Linked DNA regions of Homo sapiens: region 2 is linked to region 1. Evidence: read pairs that join two places in POLR2A ChIA-PET (ENCODE). Cell type or tissue: Caco-2. All regions are shown on one strand. Each heading gives the region's core, and the rest is flanking DNA. Links, peaks and the distances in the headings are about the cores only.

Region 1 (11,304 bases), core at 2,549-7,548:
ACCACAATTTATATACCTGTTCTACTATTGGTCAATTTAGTTGTTTTCGATTTTTAGCCATTTAAAATTTAATTAGGCCACAATGAAGATCTTTGTGGATAAAACCTTTTTTATATTTAAGATTTTCCCCCCTTAGGTTATGTAATGCCAGAATCTTTTGAAAAGTATTAAAGGAATATAAATGATCACCCAGTAGTGAATGAGATTGTCTCCTTTACTGAGTAATGACTGGAGTAACATTTTCCATCACCATCAAGAAAACGTGATAAGTAGAAAATAGTATGTATATATTTTTAGGCTGGGCATGGTGGCTCATGCCTGTAATTCCAGCACTTTGGGAGACTGAGGTGAGCAAAGTCTGCCTTCCGGGTTCAAGCGATTCTCATGCCTCAGCTACCTGAGTAGCTGGGACTATAGGCATGCGCTACCACGCCCACTTAATTTTTTTTATTTTTAGTAGAGACAGGGGTTTCACCATGTTGGTCAGGCTGGTCTCGAGCTCCTGACCTCAGATAATCTGCCCGCCTCAGCCTCCCAAAGTGAGTCACCGTGCCTGGTATACATTTATTTATTTTTAGTTGACAGTAATTATAATAGTATATATTTTAAATTTGGATTTATTTATTATTGAGAAAATATTTTATGTTTTTTAAATATCCCTCAATTTTTTAATACATTCTGTAAATGTTTTTGATTAGTTCTTTTTGGATCATTAAAATAGATAACCTTAACATCTCTTCCAATCATTAGAGTCTATGATTTATTCTGATTTCTTACTACTTGTTAAAGATATGTTTTATTACAACATCGTATCACATTTCTCAACAAGAGGATAAATGACATTTCCCAAGTCACATGGCTATTCATAAAGATGGGATTAGTATTTAAGCCTCCTTAGTTCAGTGTGCCAGTTCTAAAATAAAATACCATTTTTCTTCCGGAGAAATTGATGTTTTGCTTTATTAAAAAAATAGATTTTGTTGGTCGGGTGTGGTGGCTCACGCCTGTAATCCCAGCACTTTGGGAGGCTGTAGGTGGATCACCTGAGGTCAGGAGTTCGAGACCAGCCTGGCCAACATGGTGAAACCGCGTCTCTACTAAAAATATAAAAACTAGCTGGGCGTGGTGGTGGGCACTTGTAATCCCAGCTACTTGGGAGGCTGAGGCAGGAGAGTTGCTTGAATCCAGGAGACGGAGGTTGCAGTGAGCTGACAAGGTGCCACTGCACTCCAGCCTCAGTGACAGAGTGAGACTCCATCTCAAAAAAAAAAGAAAAAATAGATTTTATCATTAAGGAGTTTATTTTCTATAGTTTTATTAATTCCACTTTGCAATAGAAATAATAAAAGCACTCAAGGTATTAAAGAAATCCAAAGCTGTTACTAAGTATCCCCACCTTTAACCATTCATGAGAGACATAATTTACAGTTAGCTCGTCACTTCTTTCTACAGTAGTTGAACTCTTAATTTTATATGAATAGGTAATTGACACTTGGTTCATAACTTAAAAGGTACCAAATGCTGTAAGTGAAAGTCTCCTTTCCAGTACTGTGCTTTAGCTATAAGTTTACCTTGCTAATAAAAAATCTGATGTTATCCATTCCTTGGAATGTCTTCCAGAAAGTTAGATATAGTCTTTGTATGTCCAAGCAGATGATTATCCCCCTTCCCCCTTTAAAATATATAGTGTAGCCCACTGTGACTGTAACTTATCTTGGCGATCACTAGTTTGTTCTTTCTTTTTTTTTTTTTTTGAGACGGAGTCTCGCTCTGTCATCCAGGCTGGTGTGCAGTGGCGTAGTCTCACTGCAAGCTCTGCCTCCTGGGTTCAGGCCATTCTCTTTCCTCAGCCTCCCGAGTAGCTGGAATTACAGGCGTGTGCCACCACATCTGGCTAATTTTTTGTATTTTTAGTAGAGACGGGGTTTCACTGCGTTAGCCAGGATGGTCTTGATCTCCTGACCTCGTGATCCTCCCGCCTCAGCCTCCCAAAGTGCTGGCATTACAGGCGTGAGCCACTGCGCCTGGCCACTAGTTTGTTCTTAATTGTTGCAGCCTATTTAATTATGTCTGAATTGTAATTTGTTTTAGTAATCTCTTATTGAACATTTTAGCTATTTTCACTTTCTTTTGGCTGTTAGGAAAAAAATTCTGCAGTCAACGACCTTGTACAATTTTCATTTTATACGTATACTACAGATGTGTTTTAGCCTATGCTTTTAGAACTGGAATTAGTGTGTGAGAGTCAACGTTTTTTATTTTGATGGGTATTGCCAAGTGGCCTTCCATAGGGATTATATAAATATATACTCTCACCCACAGATACCAGACTCTCTCTGTATTCTTGCCAAGATAATGTCTTTTTTTTTTTTTTTGAGACAGTTTCTCGCTCTTTCGCCCAGGCTGGAGTGCAGTGGGGCATGATCATGGCTCACTTTAGCCTCGACCTCCCATGCTCAAGGAATCCTCCCACCTCAGCCTCCCTAGTAGCTAGGACTATAGGCCTGCACCACTACCCCTAGCTAATTTTTTTTTTTGTAGAGACGGAGTTTCGCTTTGTTGCCCAGGCTGATCTTAAACTCCTGGACTCAAGCAATTCACCTGTGCCTCCCAGAGTGTTGCAATTATAGGTGTGGACTGTCTGCCAGGCGCGGTGGCTCACACCTGTAATCCTAGCACTTTGGGAGGCCGAGGCAGGTGGATCACAAGGTCAGGAGATCGAGACCATCCTGGCTAACACAGTGAAATCCCATCTCTAGTAAAAATGCAAAAAAATTAGCCGGGCATGGTGGCAGGAGCCTGTAGTCCCAGCTACTTGGGAGGCTGAGGCAGGAGAGTGGTGTGAACCCGGGAGGCGGAGCTTGCAGTGAGCTGAGATTGCGCCATTGGACTCCAGCCTGGGCAACAGAGCGAGACTCTGTCTCAAAAAAAAAAAAAAAAATTGAGACTGTCAGTTAAAAAATAGTTATTTGAATTATAAATCAAGGTATACGTGAACTATAATATCTACTGAAAAATTAAACTAGGTATATAATTTTTTTTGTTTTGTATTTTATGTATTTTATATACTTTAAAATCAGAAAGTTTTTCACCTGAAATAATTTATTTACCTTTTTGTGTTCAATAGATGCCTTCCAGGATGTCAAATTTGTCAGCAACTCGTCAGGTAAGTTTAACATAACTATACCGCACAAATTTCGGAAAATAAATAAAACTAATCTATTAGAAATATGAGTTAGAACACAGTGGCATGAAACTCACATGCTATTATATTTGATGGGTACTTTACCTAGACTTGGAAGGTGAAGGGTCAGTCAAGGCTGTTTGAAACTCAGGTGAAGCTACCTAAGAAGAGTTGTAAAGTTGTGTCTGTTGAGCAGAAGTTGAAGGACAGGAATTTTAGGCAGCGAGAGCAGTGTATGGGAAGGCCTGATAGTGAAAGACATCATGGTTCTGTCAGGAAACTGCAGAATGTAAGATGGAGATTTGAGAGATTTGGGCCTGGAAAAATGAGAGTTTCAGTTACTCTACAAGGCTTTTTGTTGCACATGCTTTTGATTTCATGTTAAAAGGATATTGTACAGGCAATTAATAACATGCTATATTAGTATTATTATTATTTTGAGACGGAGTCTTGCTCTGTTACCCAGGCTGGAGTGCAGTGGCACAATCTCGGCTCACTGCAACCTCTGTCTCATGGGTTCAAGCAATTCTCCTGCCTCAGCCTCCCGAGTAGCTGGGATTACAGGCATGCGCCACCATGCCCGGCTAATTTTTGTATTCTTAGTAGAAATGGGGTTTCACCATGTTGGCCAGGCTGGTCTTGAATTCCTGACCTCAGGTGATCCACCCGCCTCGGCCTCCCAAAGTGCTAGGATTACAGGTGTGAGCCACCAGGCCCGGCTGATTTTATTTTTTGTAAGAGCAGTTTGCATTTTTAGATTGGATTGGAAGAAAATAGACCAGTTGCTAAAGTTTTAGAGTGACTCTGGCAAAAAGATGAGAACCTGAAGTAAGATGTTTTTGACAATGAAGAGAAGTAGGCATATTTGAAGGGCTTAATGAGATAAATGCAATAGGATTTGGTGAATGTGAAGAAAAGGGAAGATTTGAGCATGGTAACTACATTTCCTTCTTAGGCAACTGAGTAAATTGTAATATGCTTTAGGGTCTGATGAGGAAGTATAAGAGGAAGAAGAGAAGGTCTCTGGGTGGTAGGCTAGGAATAAAAGTACATAGAATGGGTTTATTTTAGATATATTGAAGAGTTTTTCAAGGAAGTCTGTAAAAACAAAAACAAAAAACCTGACAGGCTGGATGTGATGGTTCGCGCCTGTAATCCCAGCACTTGGGGAGGTTGAGGCAGGAGGATGGTTTGAGCCTAGGAGTTTGAGACCAGCCCGGGTAGCATAGTGAGACCCTGTGTCTACCAAAAAAAAAAAAAAAAGAAAACCACACACAAAAATCTTGGCATGGTATCATGTACCTGTAGTCCCAGCTACTTAAGAGGCTGAAGCAGGAACATCATTGGAGCCGGGAGGATCGTTTGGGCCTGGGAAGTTGAGGCTGCAATAAGCCCTGATCACACCACTGCACTCCTGCCTGGGCAACAGAGCAAGACCCTGTCTCCAGAAAAAAAAACAAACAAAAAGACCTGACAGTCTTTCATATTTGCCCCTGTACTTAACCATCTCCAGTCCTTTTCATTTCTTCTTATAGATGGTGAGGTTCCATCTGGTGTCTCTTGTTTGACGATGCCAAAGAGTTTCTTTTATTTAGCATTTCATATAGTGCAGCTACACTGAACTGAACATGAATTTTCTCAGTTTGGTCTATCTGAAAATATATTTCTTTTATTTTCATGTTTGAAGAATGTTTTCACTGGATATAGAATTCTGGGTTGTGTTATTTTATTGCAGCAGGGGTTTTTTTTTTTTGTTTTTTTCTTTTTTTGAGATGGAGTCTTGCCCTGTTGCCCAGGCTAGATGGCATACAGTGGTGCGATCTCAGCTCACAGCAACCTTTGCCTCCCAGGTTCAAGTGATTCTCCTGCCTCAGCCTCCCCAGAAGCTGGGATTACAGGCACACACCACCATGCCTGGCTAATTTTCGTACTTTTAGTATAGATGGGGTTTCACCATGGTGGCTGGGCTGGTCTCCTGACCTTGTGATCTGCCTGCCTTGGCCTCCCAAAGTGCTGGAATTCCAGGCGTGAGCTGTTGCGCCCAGCCCATTGCAGCACTTTAAAGGTGTCATTATTTTATCTTGTAGCTTTTGTTTCTAATGAGAAGGCAGCTGTAATACAGTAGTTGTCTTCCTGTGTGGAATGGGTCTTTTTCTTCTCTAGCTACTTTAAATATTTTTTTTTTCTATTCCTTTGGTTTTCAGCAGCATGTCTATAATATGCCTGAGAGTGATTCTCTTTGTACTTATTCTGCTTGCGTAAATATTTGCACGTTCAAATTTTTTACCTGATTGAGAAGGTTTTTTGTTTTTTTGTTTTTTTTTTCCTTTGAGATGGAGTCTTGGTCTGTTGTCCAGGCTGGAGTGCAGTGGTGCGATCTTGGCTTACTGCAACCTCTGCCTCCCAGGTTCAAGCAATTCTCCTGCCTCAGCCATCTGAGTAGCTGGGATTACAGACGCATGCCACCATGCCTGGCTCATTTTGTATTATTAGTAGAGATGGGATTTTACCTTGATGGTCAGGGTGGTCTTGAACTCCTGACCTCGTGATTCGCCCGCCTTGGCCACCCAAAGTGCTGGGATTACAGGCGTGAGCCACTGCATTTGGCCAGGAAGTTTTTTTTTTTTAATTAACTTTTTTTTCTTTATCTGATGTATTGAATAATTTCTATTGATGTCTTCAGGTTCACTCTTATTTCTACATTCTCCATTTTGCTGTTTTGTCCATCCAGTGAATTTTCTTTTCTTTTTTTTTTTTTTTTTGAGACGGAGTGTCACTCTGTCGCCCACGCTGGAGTGCAGTGGCGCAGTCTCAGCTCACTGCAAGCTCTGCATCCTGGGTTCATGCCATTCTCCTGCCTCAGCCTCCCGAGTAGCTGGGACTACAGGTGCCTGCTGCCACACCCGGGTAGTTTTTTGTGGTTTTTTTTAGTAGAGATGGGGTTTCACCTTATTAGCCAGGATGGTCTTGATCTCCTGACCTTGTGATCTGCCCGCCTGTAATCCCAAAGTGCTGGGATTACAGGCGTGAGCCACTGCGCCCAGCCCATCCAGTGAATTTTCATTTCATACATTACATTTTTCAGTGCTAGGATTGCTATTTGATTCTTTGTTATAGTTTCCATTTTACTGCTGAGATGCACCATGTGCACTCTCATTATGACTGTCTATTCCTGTATGCCCTTCAGCATATTTATAATACCTGCATTAGAGTCTTTGTCTACTGATTCCAACATTTGCATCATTTAGGGTCTGTTTCTGGTGACTGCTTTTTTTCCTTCATCTTTTTTATATGTCTAGTATTTTTTTATTTTTTTGAGATGGTGTCTTGTTCTGTTGCCCAGGCTGGAGTGCAGTGCTGCAATCTCAGCTCACTGCACCCTCTGCCTCCCGGGTTCAAGCAATTCTCCTGCCTTAGCCTCCCGAGTAGCTGGGATTACAGGCGCACACCACCACGCCCAGCTAATTTTTTATATTTTTAGTAGAGATGGGGTTTCACTATGTTGGCCAGACTGGTCTGGAACTCCTGACCTCAGGTGATCCGCCCGCCTTGGCCTCCCAAAGTGCTGGGATGGTGTGAGTCACTGCACCCGGCCAATAATTTTTTATCATATATTGTTGTTCTGGAGTAAATAATTTTCCTGTAAGGAGTGTTCAGTTTCTTTCTGACAGGTGATTAAATTAATTTTTGATAGATTCTTTTGTCCATTCAGGTTTGATTTTCTTCTTTGTTAGGGCAGTTCTACTTCTATTTTGAACTTAGTCCTAGGATGTGGACCTTCCTCTTAAGGTATAGCTTTTTTGTGTTCTCAATTGAGTGTTCAGGGGGTTCAGTGATGTCTTTTCACGCTGAACTAAAACTGCTATGTCTTCCAGACCTTTAGGACCCCGTTCACAGACCCACACACAGCAAGTGATTACTGCTAGGCATCACAGAATCTCTCACAGATACACCTTAGACCATGGCCAAAGACCCATGGTGAATCCCCATGTGAGATTTTTTTCCTTCTTGTCTTTATAGCTCCCTTTTCTCTGGTAACTCTGCTACAAATTCCAACTGTTTCAACAGCCTAGAATTCTGTTCTCTACTTCCTTGCTTGGCCCAGTGTCTACTGTTTTCTGCCTAGGTGTCATCTCTATGATTGAGAAATTGCCCCCAAGCTGGTGCAGTCATGGGGGTTTACCTCATGTGTTTCCCTCATTTCAAGGATCACAGCTTCGTGTTTCTTCTTGTTTAATGCCTGAAACAGTTATCTCATATATTTTGTTCACATTTATGTCAGGAATCTCCGAGACCACACCTAGATTCCATGATTAGCTAGAATGAATCACAAGACTTAGCATGTAGTGGTACTCTTGATAAGATTTAATAAGTATTATGTTATCTGTTGAGGAAGTTTCCTCCTTTCCTAGTTTGCTGACAGTGCTTATAATGAACAGACATTCAGTTTTGTCCAATGCTTGTTTTCCTTTTTGTGGAGAACGGGGTCTCACTATATTGCCAAGGCAAGTTTTGAAGTCCTCGGCTCAAGCTATGCTCCCACTTATGCCTCCTTAAGAGCTGGGATTGCAGGTGTGAGCCACCACGTCCGTTTCTTTTTTCTTTTTGGGGGGAGTGGGGAAACAGGGTCTCACTCTGTGGCCCAGACTGGAGTGCAGTGTCACAGTCACTGCAGACTTGACCTCCCGGGCTCAGGTGATCTTTTCCCTTTAGCTTCCCAAGTAACTGTGACCACAGGTGCATGCCACCATGCCTGGCTAATTTTTGTAGAGAAGGAGTTTTGCCATGTTGTCAGGCTGGTCTTGACTCCTGAGCTCAAGTGATCCTTCCACTTTGGCCTCTCAAAGTGCTGGGATTACAGGCACGAGCCAGTGTGCCCGGCCTAGTCTTTTCTTGTAATGCTAATGCTTTGCCTTTTTTTCTTTTTTTGAGATGGAGTTCCTTTTGTTACCCAAGCTGATCTAGAACTCCTGTCCTCAAGCAGTCTTCCCACCTCAGCCTCCTAAGTAGCTGGAATTACGGGCTGGTTTTATTTTGTTTTTGTTTTTTTCCAAAGCAGAATGAGTCTCACCTCATGAAATGAATTGGGAAATGTACCCACTTAAACGATTTTTTTGGAAGAACGTATGTAGAATTTATATTTCCTCCTAAATGTTTGATGAAATTCACCAGTGAAGGCATCTGGCTTTGAATTTTCTTTGTGGAAAGGTGTATTAATGATTTTTTTTTTTTTTTTTGAGACAGAGTCTTGCTGTATTGTCCAGGCTGGAGTGTTGATTTATTTTCCTGTTCAGTTTTTCTCATTATTCTGACTTCAGTTTATCAATTTTATTTATCTTTTCAATGACAAGCTTTTTGTTTTCTTGCTTTCCCCCACGATTTTTCTCTTTTCTGTTTCATTGTGTTCTTTTTTTTTTTTTTTTTTTTTTTTTTTGAGATGGAGTCTCACTCAGCCAGGCTGCAGTGCAGTGGCATGATCTTGGCTCACTGCAATCTCCGCCTCCCAGGTTCAAGCAATTTTCATGCCTCAGCCTCCTCAGAAGCTGGCATTACAGGCGCCCACCACCACACCCGGTGAAGTTTTGTATTTTTAGTAGAGACAGGATTTCACCATGTTGGCCAGGCTGGTCTCGAACTCCTGACCTCAAGTGGTCCACCCGCCTCGGCCCCCTGAAGTGCTGGGATTACAGGCATGAGCCACCGCACCCGGCCCATTCTGTTTTCTTTATCATATCTTTTCTTCTGCTTACTTTGAGTTTAATTTGCTGTTATTTTTAGTTTTTAAGGTAGAAGTTTAGGTTATTTTTTAAATGAAATTTTTAAAACCTTTATTTAGAAAATTATTATTTTATTTATTTATTGTATTTATTTATTTTGAGAAGGAATCTTGCTCCGTCGCCAGGCTGGATGTGCAGTGGCGCGATCTCAGCTCACTGCAACCCCCACCTCCTGGGTTCAAGTAATTCTGCCTCAGCCTCCCGAGTAGCTGGGATTACAGGCGACTGCCACGACGCCCAGCTTATTTTTTATATTTTTAGTAGAGATGGGGTTTCACCATGTTGGTCTTCATCATGCTCATATTCTTTTCCCACAGTCTTCTTTTCTTTAATTTTTTCTTTAATTTTTTCGTTTAGAGACAGAGTCTTACTATGTTGCCAGGCTAATATTGAATTCCTGGGCTTAAGCAATCCACCTGCCTCGGCCTCCCAAAGTGCTGGGATTATAGGCATGAGCCACCGTGCCCAACAAGCATGGTCTTTCTTTAAATTTTTTTTATTTTTATTACAGACGGGGTTTCACTGTGTTAGCCAGGATGGTCTCGATCTCCTGACCTCGTGATCCACCCGCCTCGGCTTCCCAAAGTGCTGGGATTACAGGCGTGAGCCACCACACCCGGCGTCAAGCATGGTCTTAATAGTTGGAGCTCATTTATAATACTTGTTTTTGTGTCATTTTCTGATAATTCCATCATCTCGTTCTTTTCTGGTCTTCATTTAGTGATTTTATTTTATTGATAGTTTTCTGCTTCTTTGCATGCCTCAGTATTCTTTGAAATTTTTATTTATTTACTTTTTTGAGACAGGGTCTCTCTGTGTCACCCAGGCTGGAGTGCAGTGGCACCATATCAGTTGACTGCAACCTCTGCCTCCTGGGCTCAAGCAGTCCTCCCATCTCAGCTTCCCAAGTAGCTTGGACTACAGGCGTGCATCACCACGCCCGACTAACGTTTGTATGTTTTGTAGAGATGGGGTTCACCATGTTGCCCGGGCTGGTCTAAACTCCTGGGCTCAAGCAAACTGCCGGTCTCCATTTTCAAAAATACTAGGATTACATGTGTGAGCTACCACGCCCGGCCAATGTCTGGGAATTTTTCATGCATGCTGACAATAGTGAATTTTATGTTTTTGGTTACTGGCATTTGTTGTATTCCACTAGCGAGTTTTAGACTTGCTATAGCATGCAATTAGATTACTTTGGATCAGTTTGATCCTTTCAGGTCTTGCTCTTAAACTTTGTCAGGGCATGGGCTGTCTAGGTCTGATTTTTTTGTTTTTTTTTGTTTTTTTTGAGACCCAGTCTTGCTGTGTTGCCCATCCTGGAGTGCAGTGGCACGATCTCGGCTCACCACAACCTCTGCCTCCCAGGTTCAAGCGATTCTCCTGCCTCAGCCTCCTGAGAAGCTGGGACTACAAGCGTACGCCACCATGCCTAGTTAATTTTTATATTTTTAGGAGAGACAGAGTTTCACCATATTGGTCAGGCTGGTCTAGAGCTCCTGACCTCAGGTGATCCATCCACCTTGGCTTCCCAAGGTGCTGGGATTATAGGCATGAGCCACCGTGCCTGGTCTGTCTAGGTCTAATTTAGTCCTTCTAATTTAATGATACTTTTTTTGAGGACCCTGTCATAAGCCTTGTGTGTTATGAGATCTCTACTCTGGCTGGTGGGAACATAAAGTGTTCCCTGCCCTTTATGAGCTTCAGAAATTGTTTCGGCTATTGCTGTCCAGTAGCTTTTAACTTTGCCTTAAGTAGTTATTCTTTTTTTTTTTTTTTTTTTTTTTTTTTTTGAGACAAAGTCTCACTCTTTCACCCAGGCTGGAGTGCAGTGGCCCAATCTCTGCTCACTGTGGTCTGCGCCTCCCAGGTTCAAGTGATTCTCCTGCCTCAGCCTCCTGAGTAGCTGGGATTACAGGCACGCGCCACCATGCCCAGCTAATTTTTTGTATTTTTAGTAGAGACGGTTCACCATGTTGGCCAGGATGGTATCGAACTCCTGACCTCAGGTAATCTGCCCGTCTCGGCCTCCCAAAGTGCTGGGATTACAGGTGTGAGCCACTGTACCTGGCCAAGTAGTTATTCTTCCACATGCTTAAGGAGACCCTTCTGCAGATACTTGGAACTTTCTCGTTGTAGCTCCCTCCTCTTTTTGTTTTCTACCTCACAAACTCTAGCTGCCTTGGCTTCCTCAAACTCTCATCTGATTTTTAAGATTATATCAAATCAATGAGACTGCCCAGCTCCACTAGGTTCCTACTTATGGTGTTATAGTCCAGTATGTGCTTCTGGGTAGAAAGCCATCTGTCTTTGTACCCCAGCCTCAGACACCATTGATCACCC
Region 2 (11,304 bases), core at 4,102-9,101, 63 kb before region 1:
ATTGCCAAGAAGTTCATTGGCGGCCTCTGTTTTGTTTTTTGTTTTGTTTTGTTTTGTTTTGTTTTGTTTTTGAACAGTTGCCAGTAGTCATCAGAGTACCAAAACTGATCTATTTCTCAGTAATGAGTGTGTGCCTCATGCCTGTTTCAATATTGGGTTTTGGAGACATTATTGTACCAGGTAAGCAATTGTAACAATTTTAGTTAAAAAAAAAAACACTGATGATTTTAAATCGTCATATGTATAGAATCTGTTAAAAGTTACCTACTCTGTATTAACTATTTCTGGCTGTCACTAGAGCTGAGATTGTCATAACAAAAAAGCTTGTTGAGGGGTAGAAGGTAAAGCCCAAATGGTAACAACTAAAGTACTGCAATAGCTCCCATGGCTCAAAAAGTTTGTTAGAGAAAGCAACTAGGATCAGTTTAACCTTCTTCTTCAAGAAAGTATATTTGTGACTCTTTTTAGAAGTTGAATATAATAATGCCAAACAAATAGTTTATATTACTTATATTTTAAGATAATAGTTATGTTTTAGAAAAAGGGGTTTAAGAATATTAGGCAAGGCTGTGATCAAGAGGAGAAACATAGAAGAACACCAGCTTGTAGGACTGCGTAATACAAAAAGACACAGTTTATAGTGGAACTGATCACCATCTCTTAGCATGTCTGCTCTGACAGTGTAGTTTTGCCTTACTTTCCTCACTGCTCTGTCTGTAGAATAAACTTAATCCAAGCCCATTAATAATTTAGTTTAGAAGTAATTAATAATATTCCTCTATCAACTGAGTTTTTCCTTCTTCATTTTTCTTTTTTTTTTTTTGAGATGGAGTCTTGCTCTGTTGCCCAGGCTGGAGCGCAGTGGCATGACCTCAGCTCACTGCAACCTCCGCTTCCCAGGTTCACGCCATTCTCCTGCCTCAGCCTCCTGAGTAACTGGGACTACAGGCGCCTGCCACCGCACCTGGCTAATTTTTTTTGTATTTTTAGTAAAGACTGGGTTTCACCGTGTTAGCCAGGATGGTCTCGATCTCCTGACCTTGTGATCTGCCCGCTTCGGCCTCCCAAAGTGCTGGGATTACAGGCGTGAGCCACCGCGCCGGCTCCTTCTTCATTTTTCTTAGTCTTCCTATGTACTAACTGCCTGTGGTGGATGGGTGAGGAGTACTGGTGCTTCTGAAAAAGCCCTTCTATTTACATAGTAAAACCAGGTAGAGAGAGAAAAGCTAGCAGCGTTGCCTTGCAAGTTGACATGTTAGCTCAGTGAATCTTGATTCACATAATTGATAAAATAAGGAAAACATTCTATTGAGTAACCTTACACTTCTTTGAATATCATTAAACTTATGCCTGATTTTACCATTTCCACACCAAGGGCTATACAAGATCTTCTATATAGAACTTGGCATAGAACTGGTAAAAATAGCATATAAATACTACATTATTGAAGTAAATGTCAAAGGTCTAAAACAAAAATATTTCTCCAAAGAGCAGAGGTACTGACAATACATGACAAGCTGAGATTTCTTCTTTGGGAAGAAGAAAAGGTTCAACAAATTTCTTACAAGAAATAGATATTAAATGAGTTGTTTCTGCATAATTGCATATTCACAAATGAAAGCATGAGCCGAGCTTGGCGGCTCATGCCTGTAATCCCGGCCCTTTGGGAGACTGAGGCAGGTAGATCACTTGAGGACAGGAGTTCAAGACCAGCCTGGCCAACATGGTGAAACCCCATCTCTACTAAAAATACAAAAATTAGCTGTGTGTGTTAGCACACGCCCATAATCCCAGCTACTTGGGAGGCTGAGACAGGAGAATCACCTGAACCCAGGAGGCAGAGGTTGCAGTGAGCTGAGATCACACCACTGCACTCTGACCTGGGTGACAGTGAGACTCTGTCTCAAAAAAAAACAAAAAAAACCCAACTGAATAGTATTCCAGTCTGTGTATGTACCACATTTTTTTATTCATTCATCTGTTGATGGACACTTAGGTTGCTTCCATATCTTGGCTATTGCGAATAATGCTGCAGTGAATATGGGAATGCAAATATCTCTTTGACATACTGATTTCAGTTCCTTTGGATATATACCCAGTAGTGGGATTATTAGACCTAATGGTAGTTCTAATTTTAATTTTCTGAAGAACCACCATACTGGTTTCCATAATGGCTACACTAATTTACATTCCCATAAGCAATGTACAGGGTTCCCTTTTGGTACATCGTCTCTAAGGCTTACTTTTCATCTTTTTAATAACAGCCATTCTAACATATGTAAGGCGATATCTCATTGTGGTTTTAATTTGCATTTTTCTGATGATTAGTGATTTTGAGCAATTTTTTCATATACCTGTTGGCTATTTATGTGTCTTCTATTGAGAATTAGCTACTCAAATCCTTTGCCCATTTTCTAATTGGGTTGTTTACTTATTATTGAGTTGTTTGAGTTCCTTATATTAATATATTTTAGGTGTTAACCCCTTATCAGATACATAGTTTGCAAATATTTTCTCCCATTTCACAGGTGTTTTCTTCACTTTGTTGACTGTTTCCTTGGCTGTGCAGAAGCTTTTTAGTTTGATGTAAACCCATTTGTCTGTTCAATATATTTTTTAATGATAAATTTTAAAAGTTTTCTTCATGGCTGGGCTTGGTGGCTCATGCCTGTAATCCCAGGACTTTGGGAGGCCAAGACCAGTGGATCACGAGGTCAGGAGATCGAGACCACCCTGACCAACATGATGAAACCCCATCTCTACTAAAATACAAAAAATTAGCCAAGTGTGGTGGCACGCGCCTGTAGTCCCAGCTACTCAGGAGGCTGAGGCAGGGGAATTGTTTGAACCCGGGAGGCAGAGGTTGCAGTGAACCGAGATCGCGCCACTGCACTCCATCCTGGGCAACAGAGCGAGACTCCGTCTCAAAAAAAAAAAAGTTTTCTTCATGACATGGAATATTGAGCAGCTGATAAAAATGATAGTTAAAAACTATTTAATAGCTTGAGGAAATGTTTAAACTATGGTATTAAGTATTTTTAAAATCAGCATATAAAATTTTGTCAAGAATTTGAGGTACTTGAATGTTCTTATAATGCAACAATGAAGATTCAATATAACATATACTTACTATTGTTAACAATTGAATTTGCATTGCTGTTATTGTTTTAAGAAAATAATGTTTTGTTTTGTTTTTAAGGCCTGTTGATTGCATACTGTAGAAGATTTGATGTTCAGACTGGTTCTTCTTACATATACTATGTTTCGTCTACAGTTGGTAAATTTTTGTTTTTCTTTGTATTAAATGTTGAATTGTATTGTCTGGAGGAAAAGACAGAGGTCTAAAAATAAAGAAGGAGTACAGTTTGGGCATGGTGGTTCACCCCTGGAGTCCTAGCACTTTGGGGGCCAAGGCAGGCAGATTGCTTGAGCCCAGGAGTTCTAGATGAGCCTGGGCAACATAGTGAGACCCCATCTCTAAAAAAACAGTTTTAGGGCCAGGCACAGTGGCTCACACCTGTAAGCCCAGCACTTTGGGAGGCCGAGGCAGGCAGATCATAAGGGCAAGAGATTGAGACCATCCTGGCCAACATGATGAAACCCTGTCTCTACTAAAAATACAAAAAAAATTAGCTGGGCGTGGTGGCACGCACCTGTAGTCCCAGCTACTGGGGAGGCTGAGGCAGGAGAATCACTTGAACCTGGGAGGCAGAGGTTGCAGTGAGCCAAGATTGCCCCACTGCACTCCAGCCTGGTGACAGAGCAAGACTCTGCCTCAAAAAAAAAAAAAAAATTATTTTTGTATTAGCTGTGTGTGGTGGTCATGCCTATGGTCCCAGCTACTCAGGAGGCTGAGATGGGAGAAACGCTTAAGCCCAAGAGGTCAAGGCTGCAGTAAGTCATGATCGTACCACTTCACTATAGCCTGGGCGAAAGATTGAGTCCCTGTCTCAAAAAAAAAAAGAAAGGAAGAAAAAGAAAAGAAATAGCTAAGTGAGGGAGAAGATGAAGAAAAGAAAAAAAGTATAAAGAAATTCAAAAAGCAGTCTCAGCTGGGCACAGTGGCTGGCCAGACGTGGTGGCTCATGCCTGTAATCCCAGCACTTTGGGAGGCCAAGGCAAGTGGATCACTTGAGGTCAGGCGTTTGAGACCAGCCTGGCCAACATGGTGAAATCTCAACTCTACTAAAAATACAAAAAGTAGCTGGGCATGGTGGTGCACACCTGTATTCCCAGCTACTCGGGAGGCTGAGGCAAGAAAATTGCTTGAACCTGGGAAGTGGGTTCAAGAGACAAGATTGCACCACTGCACTCCAGCCTGGGCAACTGAGCGAGGCTCCATCTCAAAAAAAGCAGTTTGAGGCCACTAAGTATGGTACTCTCCAGGGCTTTAACATATTAGTATCCAAAGGCAGATTATAGGAGTGTTCATTAATTCTCCTGTGTACCTTTGGACAACTTAAACTCCCTGTTCCTCCATTGCCTCATCTTTAAAATTAGAAACTATACTAAATTGTTTATAAAGGGAATATTCTGAGATCCTATGTTCCTAGTAAAACCCTGAGTCATTAAGAAAAGTTCAGGCCGGGCGCGGTGCTCACACCTATAATCCCAGCACTTCGGGAGGCTGAAGCGGGTGGATCACCTGAGGTCGGGAGTTTGAGACCAGCCTGACCAACATGGAGAAACCCAGTCTCTGCTAAAAAATACAAAATTAGCCAGGCGTGGTGGCACATGCCTATAATCCCAGCTACTTGGGACGCTGAGGCAGGAGAATTGCTTGAACCCAGGAGGCAGAGGTTGCGGTGAGCTGAGATCGTGCCATTGCACTCCAGCCTGGGCAACAAGAACAAAACTCCATTTCGAAAAAAAAAAAAAAAAAAGAAAAGTTCAAAAGTATGTGCTTATTAACAAAGCTTAGGAAGTATGTAATCAGTGTTAGGAAGATTTTTTTTAAACAACTTATATTACCTATTGGTACAGATTTAGTTATCTAAAATATGAAACTATTTAACATCTTTAATAGCAACAGATAATTGAAGCTCTCATGAATTATTATCTCTTATCAATGATACATGGTTAGGTTAGTAATAATTGAAATGCTAACCAGTTTCCACATTTTTCAAAAGCTCCATAGAAGATGTCTCCTAATCCTATCTAGGAAAATGATGAAATTACAAGAAGTCATAGAGCAAAAATATCCTCAGAAATGTTTGAAAACCAGTACATAAATGACAGAGGAAAAAACCCACCTTTGGTAACATGTAGAAATGACTTATAGCTTGGTATTCTTCTTGCAGCCTATGCTATTGGCATGATACTTACATTTGTTGTTCTGGTGCTGATGAAAAAGGGGCAACCTGCTCTCCTCTATTTAGTACCTTGCACACTTATTACTGCCTCAGTTGTTGCCTGGAGACGTAAGGAAATGAAAAAGTTCTGGAAAGGTAACAGCTATCAGGTATGTGCTTATACTTTGGTTACCAAGTTATCTTATGGCTTAATTTACTGACTGATTTTGGGTGGGAACAGCCTATATGTAGCAAAGCTTTTATGTACCAAAAAGTACTGTAATACCCCCTTACTCACTGTCCACCTATTGAATCATCATTTGTGACCTCCCCTGCAATCTAATGCCAAAAGCCTGGTGATTCAAGACAAAACTACAAAAAAAAAAACAGCAGAGGACATCAGGGAAAACAAAATAGCATTTCAACATGTATTTTCAAAACCTACACAAAAGCAGACTTCATGAAAGATAAAATTCGTTGTTTAAAATAAGTACTTAATTTTGAGACTAAGCATTAGCTATTTGTAGTAAGAGTCCTAAGGTTTTGCAGATAAAAAGTGTACTCTGGCCAGGCACGGTGGCTCACGCCTGTAATCCCAGCACTTTGGGAGGCCGAGGCAGATGGATCACCTGAGGACAGGAGTTCGAGACCAGCCTGGCCAACATGGTGAAACCCGTCTCTACTAAAAATACAAAAAATTAGCCGGGTGTTGTGGCAGGCGCCTGTAATCCCAGCTACTTGGGAGGCTGAGGCAGGAGAATCACTTGAACCCAGGAGGCAGAGGTTGCAGTGAGCCAAGATTACGCCATTGCACTCCAGCCTGGGCAACAAGAGTGAAACTCCATCTCAAAAAAAAAGTGTCCTCTTCAGCATCTAAATGGGCCTAACCAAACTAGATAGGGCATTCATTTGAGATTTAAGTGAATCAAGGTTGAGCTTTCTTTAAAATTTCTAAACAAAGAAAATCTTGATACCAAGGTCTCTTTTGCTTGAGTGGTTTCTTCATTAAAGTTAAAGCCTTTTCTTTTTTTTCCCCCTAAATGTTCTTGGTATTCCAGTAAAGTCTGTTTGCATTGAAATTAAGAAGAGTTGGGAAACCCTAGCCTATTGAGGTCAGGGCCATGGCACTGACCCCTTCATGAAGGCACTTTGTGAGGCAGTTAGCTCTGCTTTCCCCTATTACAACTACCACTCTCCTCCATCCACCCTCATGCTTCTGTGTCAGTTGACACGTGAACAAAAAGAGAGACACTTTGGATGGGTGGCTGAAACTCTGATAGTAGATAAACAGTTCAAAGTCCATGTCCATCTTGTGCTTGGTCTTTCATGTCATTTATAGTGTTACTTAATGAGAGGTGGTTAACACATTAAGTTACAGACTACTATGATTTGAAAAAACACTGGTTTAGAATTCTTTTGAGGAAATCTTAACATTTCTTTGAGATTTGGTTAAGCTAATAATACCTGTCTTGCCTACATCACAAAGCTGTTGTCTCAACTTATACTGTTATACATAGAATTAGTTTATGATCCTAATGCCCTTGACTAAACTAGTAAGGTAACTTTTAACTTTTCTATTGAAGATGACACTCACATAGGTTTTTTATAGATTTTTAAAAATAAAGTGTATCCTATGATATACACTATGCTAATAACATCTAAAAATCACATCTCAAAAAGTACTCTACATCATTTTTTAATGGTTTTATATTTCTTCATTTAGCAAATGTTTATGAGTGATTCTATGAGAGGATACTATTTTTGGTATTGGTGATACAAGATGATCAAGTTGGAAAGAGGCCTATTCTCATGACCTCTTGAAAGTTACAGTCTAGCCGGTCGCGGTGGCTCATGCCTGTAATCCCAGCACTTTGGGAGGCTGAGGCGGGAGGATCACGAGGTCAGGAGATCGAGACCATCCTGGCTAACACGGTGAAACTCCATCTCCACTAAAAAATACAAAAAAAATATTAGCCGGGTGTGGTGGTGGGTGCCTTGTAGTCCCAGCTACTCGGGAGGCTGAGGCAGGAGAATGGCGTGAACCTGGGAGGCGGAGCTTGCAGTGAGCCGAGATCGTGCCACTGCACTCCAGCCTGGGGGACAGAGCAAGACTCCGTCTCAAAAAAAAAAAAAAAAAAAAACGAAAGTTACAGTCTAGTGAGGAATAGACATAAAGTCACTAACAATAAAGTGTGATAAACCTATTAGTTACGGCAGGTGCCATGAAAACTATAGATGGGATATCCAGTGCTTGTGGTTTCAGGAAAGAGTCCTAGGTGATTTGGGGAGGGCTTTCTAAAGAATATTAAATTTATGTCCAGACTTTAAGACTGAGCTGTGTGTTCCATGTTGAAGGAACCATGTCTTCCGAGGCTCAGAGGGAAGAGAACATGGCACATGCTAGAAACTCAGTGAAGGTTAGGATGGCTATAATGCTGAGTAGAGGGTTACGGGAGTTACAGGAAATGAAAGCTGGAGAAGGAAGCAAGAGTGAGAGCCTTGTATGTAGCATCTTATAAGCCACATTTAAGAGTTTGGACTCTATACTAAGCACTGGAGACCATTTAAGGTTTTAAGAAATCTAGAAAATTAAGGGAGCAAAACTGGGGACAATTATTGCAATAAGAAGTGATAGAAGGCCAGACATGGTTGTTTATCCTGATAATTGCAGCACTTTGGGAGGCTAAGCCAGGAGGATCACTTGACCCCAGGAGTTTGAGAGCAGCCTGGGCAACATGTGAGACCCTGTCTCTACAAAAAAGAAAAAATTTGCTGGGCGTGGTGGCACATGCCTTTGGTCCTAGCTGCTCGGGAGCCTGAGGTGGGAGGATTGCTTGAGTCCGGAAGATAGGGGCTTCAGTGGGCCATGATTGCACCACTGCACTCAGCCCGGGCAACAGAGCGAGTGAGACCCTGTCTCAAAACAAAAACACAAACAAAAAAGAAGTGATAGAAGCCTAAATTAGCAAAATAGTGAGATGGAAAGACGTGAACAAAGTTAAGAGAAATTTAGAGGCATAATAGGGCCTCATGATGGAGTCAGTATGGGTGGAGGAAAAGAAGTAGAGTTCAGGGCTTCTGGATTGGGAAACTGAGTGGGGGGATGGTGATGAAGGAAAGGCAACAGGGTTGAGGAAGATGATGATGAATTCAGTCTTGAACATTTCAGAAGTACCTATTGGATCACCACAAAGAGAGAAATAATAGGCAGTTGAATAAATAGGTCTGATGTGCAAGAGACAGACCTGGCTAGAGATAGATAATTGGGAGTACCATTAGCATACAGAATAAAGAGTTGAGAATGTAGAGGCAGAAGAAAAGACTCAGGACAGGCCTGTGAGCAAGAGATTTCTATTATTAGGGGTACTTATCTGATTAACTGTAAATCAGGACAAAGAAGACAAGCAACATCAGGAAATTTTATTGTGAGTTGACATTAAATCTTTGTTTAGTTTAGAATTGAAATTTAGGATTGTTAGTGAGAGCACATGTGCTGTCTTACAGAATTATGTTTCTTGTTATTTTCATTGTCAGAATTTATTTTTACTTATAAAAAATTCATTTCCCTTTCATACAGCTTTTAAAGTATTTTATTATTAAAAATATATGCTTATAGGCTAGGTGCAGTGGCTCACGCCTGTAATCCCAGCAGTTTGGGAGGCTGAGGCGGGCAGATCACCTGGGGTCAGGAGTTTGAGACCAGCCTGGCCAACATGACAAAACCTCATCTCTACTAAAAATGCAAAAATTAGCTGGGCATGGTGGCACATACTTGTAATCCCAGCTACTTGGGAGGCTGAGGCGGAAGAAGTGCTTGAACCTGGGAGGTGGAGGTTGTAGTGAGCTGAGATTGCGCCATTGCACTCCAGCCTGAGTGATAGAGCAAGACTCCGTCTCAAAAATAAATAAATAAAAATAAAAATATGTGATTATAGAAAATTTGGAAAATATTTTTTAAAAATACAAGAGGAAAATTAAGTCCGCCCATAATCCTACTACCTAGAGATAGTTAAGGTTTAAGTGAATTTCCTTCTGTGCCTTCTCTGGATAAATGGATAGACGAGTGAATGATACTATAAATAGTTCTCTTTCTTTTTCAGTGCATTTTATATTTTATTTTAAATTCCTTATAAAATTATTTTAATGGCTATATAATATTTCCTTATATGCATATATCATACTTTGTTATTTACTTTGACCCAGTAATTTCTCTTAAGGTATTTTCAGAAAATGATTAAAAATTTGGGCAAAAATGATGTGAAAAGATGTTCATTATAGTAATTCTAGTCTTCTTTGTTCTATTTTAATGTCTTGTAGGTTAATATTATTGGTAGTTAATTTACTAAAATTTTTACATAGACCTTTACTGATTGCATTTTAGTAATTTTTCTTTTTTGTATCTTAATTACAAATTAGTGCATATTTGTGTTTTTAAAATAAGCAATACAAAAGTGTCTAAAGTAAAAATGGGAGTCCTTTTTCTAACCATTCTTCCCCCACCCCCACCCTTAACGGGCAGCTACTGTAAACAGTTTCTTTCTTTGTAGCTTCCATATCTTTTTGTGCTAACTCATACTGGAAATAGTTGAATATTTAGAGTTGTTGTATACATAAAGTTATTAACATTGCATTTCTTTGGAAATATTCTACAGCACATTTTTTCCTCTGGTTGATTCTAGCACCTTTCCTCCTTCTTTTTCCATAATTGTTACTGACACAGGATTGTAGTTAAGGAAAGATTTCAACCAAGGGCTACATTTGTATTCCCAGTGAACAAATGCTTTGCCCTGGACCATCCAAGTTTCATTCTTAGGCCGGGAGCGGTGGCTCACACCTGTAATCCCAGCACATTGAGAGGCCAAGGCTAGTAGATCACTTGAGATCAGGAGTTCGAGACCAGCCTGGGCAACATGATGAAACCGCATCTCTACTAAAAATACAAGAAAAAAGTAGCCTGGCATGATGGCACACACTTGTAATCCCCAGCTACTCAGGAGGCTGAGGCAGGAGAATCTTTTGAACCTGGGAGGCAGAAATTGCAGTGAGCCAAGATTGTACCACTGCACTCCATCCTGGGCAACAGAGTGACACAGTCTAAACAAAAAAAAACACCAAAAAAAACTTCTTAAAAATCATGATCTTGAGAAAAATTTTTTGGGCGGGGAGGGGTGGCGGAATTTGCTCTATCACCCAGGCTGGAGTACAGTGGCACAATCTTGGCTTACTGCAACCTCCACCTCCTAGGTTTAAGCGATTCTCCTGCCTCAGCCTCTCAAGTAGCTGGGATTATAGGCATGCACCACCATCCCTGGATAATTTTTGTATTTTCACTAGAGACAGTATTTCGCCATGTTAGCCAGGCTGGTCCTGAACTTCTGACCTCAGGTGAACCCACCTGCCTTGGCCTCCCAAAGTGCTGGGATTACAGGCATGAGCCACCGTGCCCGGCCAAGAAAAAAAATTTTTTTTTTTTTTTTTGAGATGGAGTTTCACTCTTATTGCCCAGGCTGGAGTGCGATGATACTATCTTTGCTCATTGCAACCTCCACCTCCAGGGTTCAAGCGATTCTCCTGCCTCAGCCTCCCAAGTAGCTGGTATTAAAAGCATGCGCCACCATGCCCAGCTAATTTTGTATTTTTAGTAGAGATGGGGTTTCACTATGTTGGTCAGGCTAGTCTCAAACTCCTGACCCTCGATGATCCACCAACCTCGGCCTCCCAAAGTGCTGGGATTATAGGCGTGAGCCACCATTCCTGGCCTGAGAAAAAAATTTGCCTCTGCTTCACAGCAGCTACCTACAAAGGGAAAGAACACTGTTGCTAGTCACTAAGTAATAATAGCCCCAGGAGGGCAGACATCAGGAGCTTTACCATATAACATAGTAGCTAAGTAAGGCATTTGATTGTAGGAAAATCTGTTTAAAAGCGTATAAAAACATAGGCCAACTTTGTTAATAAAATTCTCACTTTCTAGTGTAGTATCGTAATTGTATTAGGTAAAGACATTCAGAAT

The links. Peaks named below come from ENCODE experiments on the same cell type or tissue, not always from the same donor. Only the 100,000 strongest peaks of a DNase experiment are listed, where the experiment ranks them.
Region 2: POLR2A ChIA-PET joins it to region 1 with 6 read pairs; 3 of 35 experiments call an interaction of 5 or more read pairs at or near these places.

The regions. Positions count from the first base shown.
Region 1 is chr15:50,649,643-50,660,946 of GRCh38, reverse strand. TRPM7 (transient receptor potential cation channel subfamily M member 7) reads left to right here. Exons shown (of 39, transcript NM_017672.6): 3 at 3,128-3,166. LOC128092252 reads left to right here. Exons shown (of 4, transcript NM_001414947.1): 3 at 3,128-3,166. Among named protein-coding and RNA genes, the nearest start is that of TRPM7, 32 kb to the left of the region's middle. In Caco-2, for the core only: no CTCF peak of the experiment used is centred there; a DNase peak (open chromatin) is centred at 5,166.
Region 2 is chr15:50,714,097-50,725,400 of GRCh38, reverse strand. It overlaps SPPL2A (signal peptide peptidase like 2A), which reads left to right. Exons shown (of 15, transcript NM_032802.4): 12 at 78-180; 13 at 3,200-3,277; 14 at 5,301-5,461. Among named protein-coding and RNA genes, the nearest start is that of TRPM7, 33 kb to the right of the region's middle. RefSeq lists a cis regulatory region at 6,580-6,593 and an enhancer at 6,514-6,658. In Caco-2, for the core only: no CTCF peak of the experiment used is centred there; a DNase peak (open chromatin) is centred at 6,500.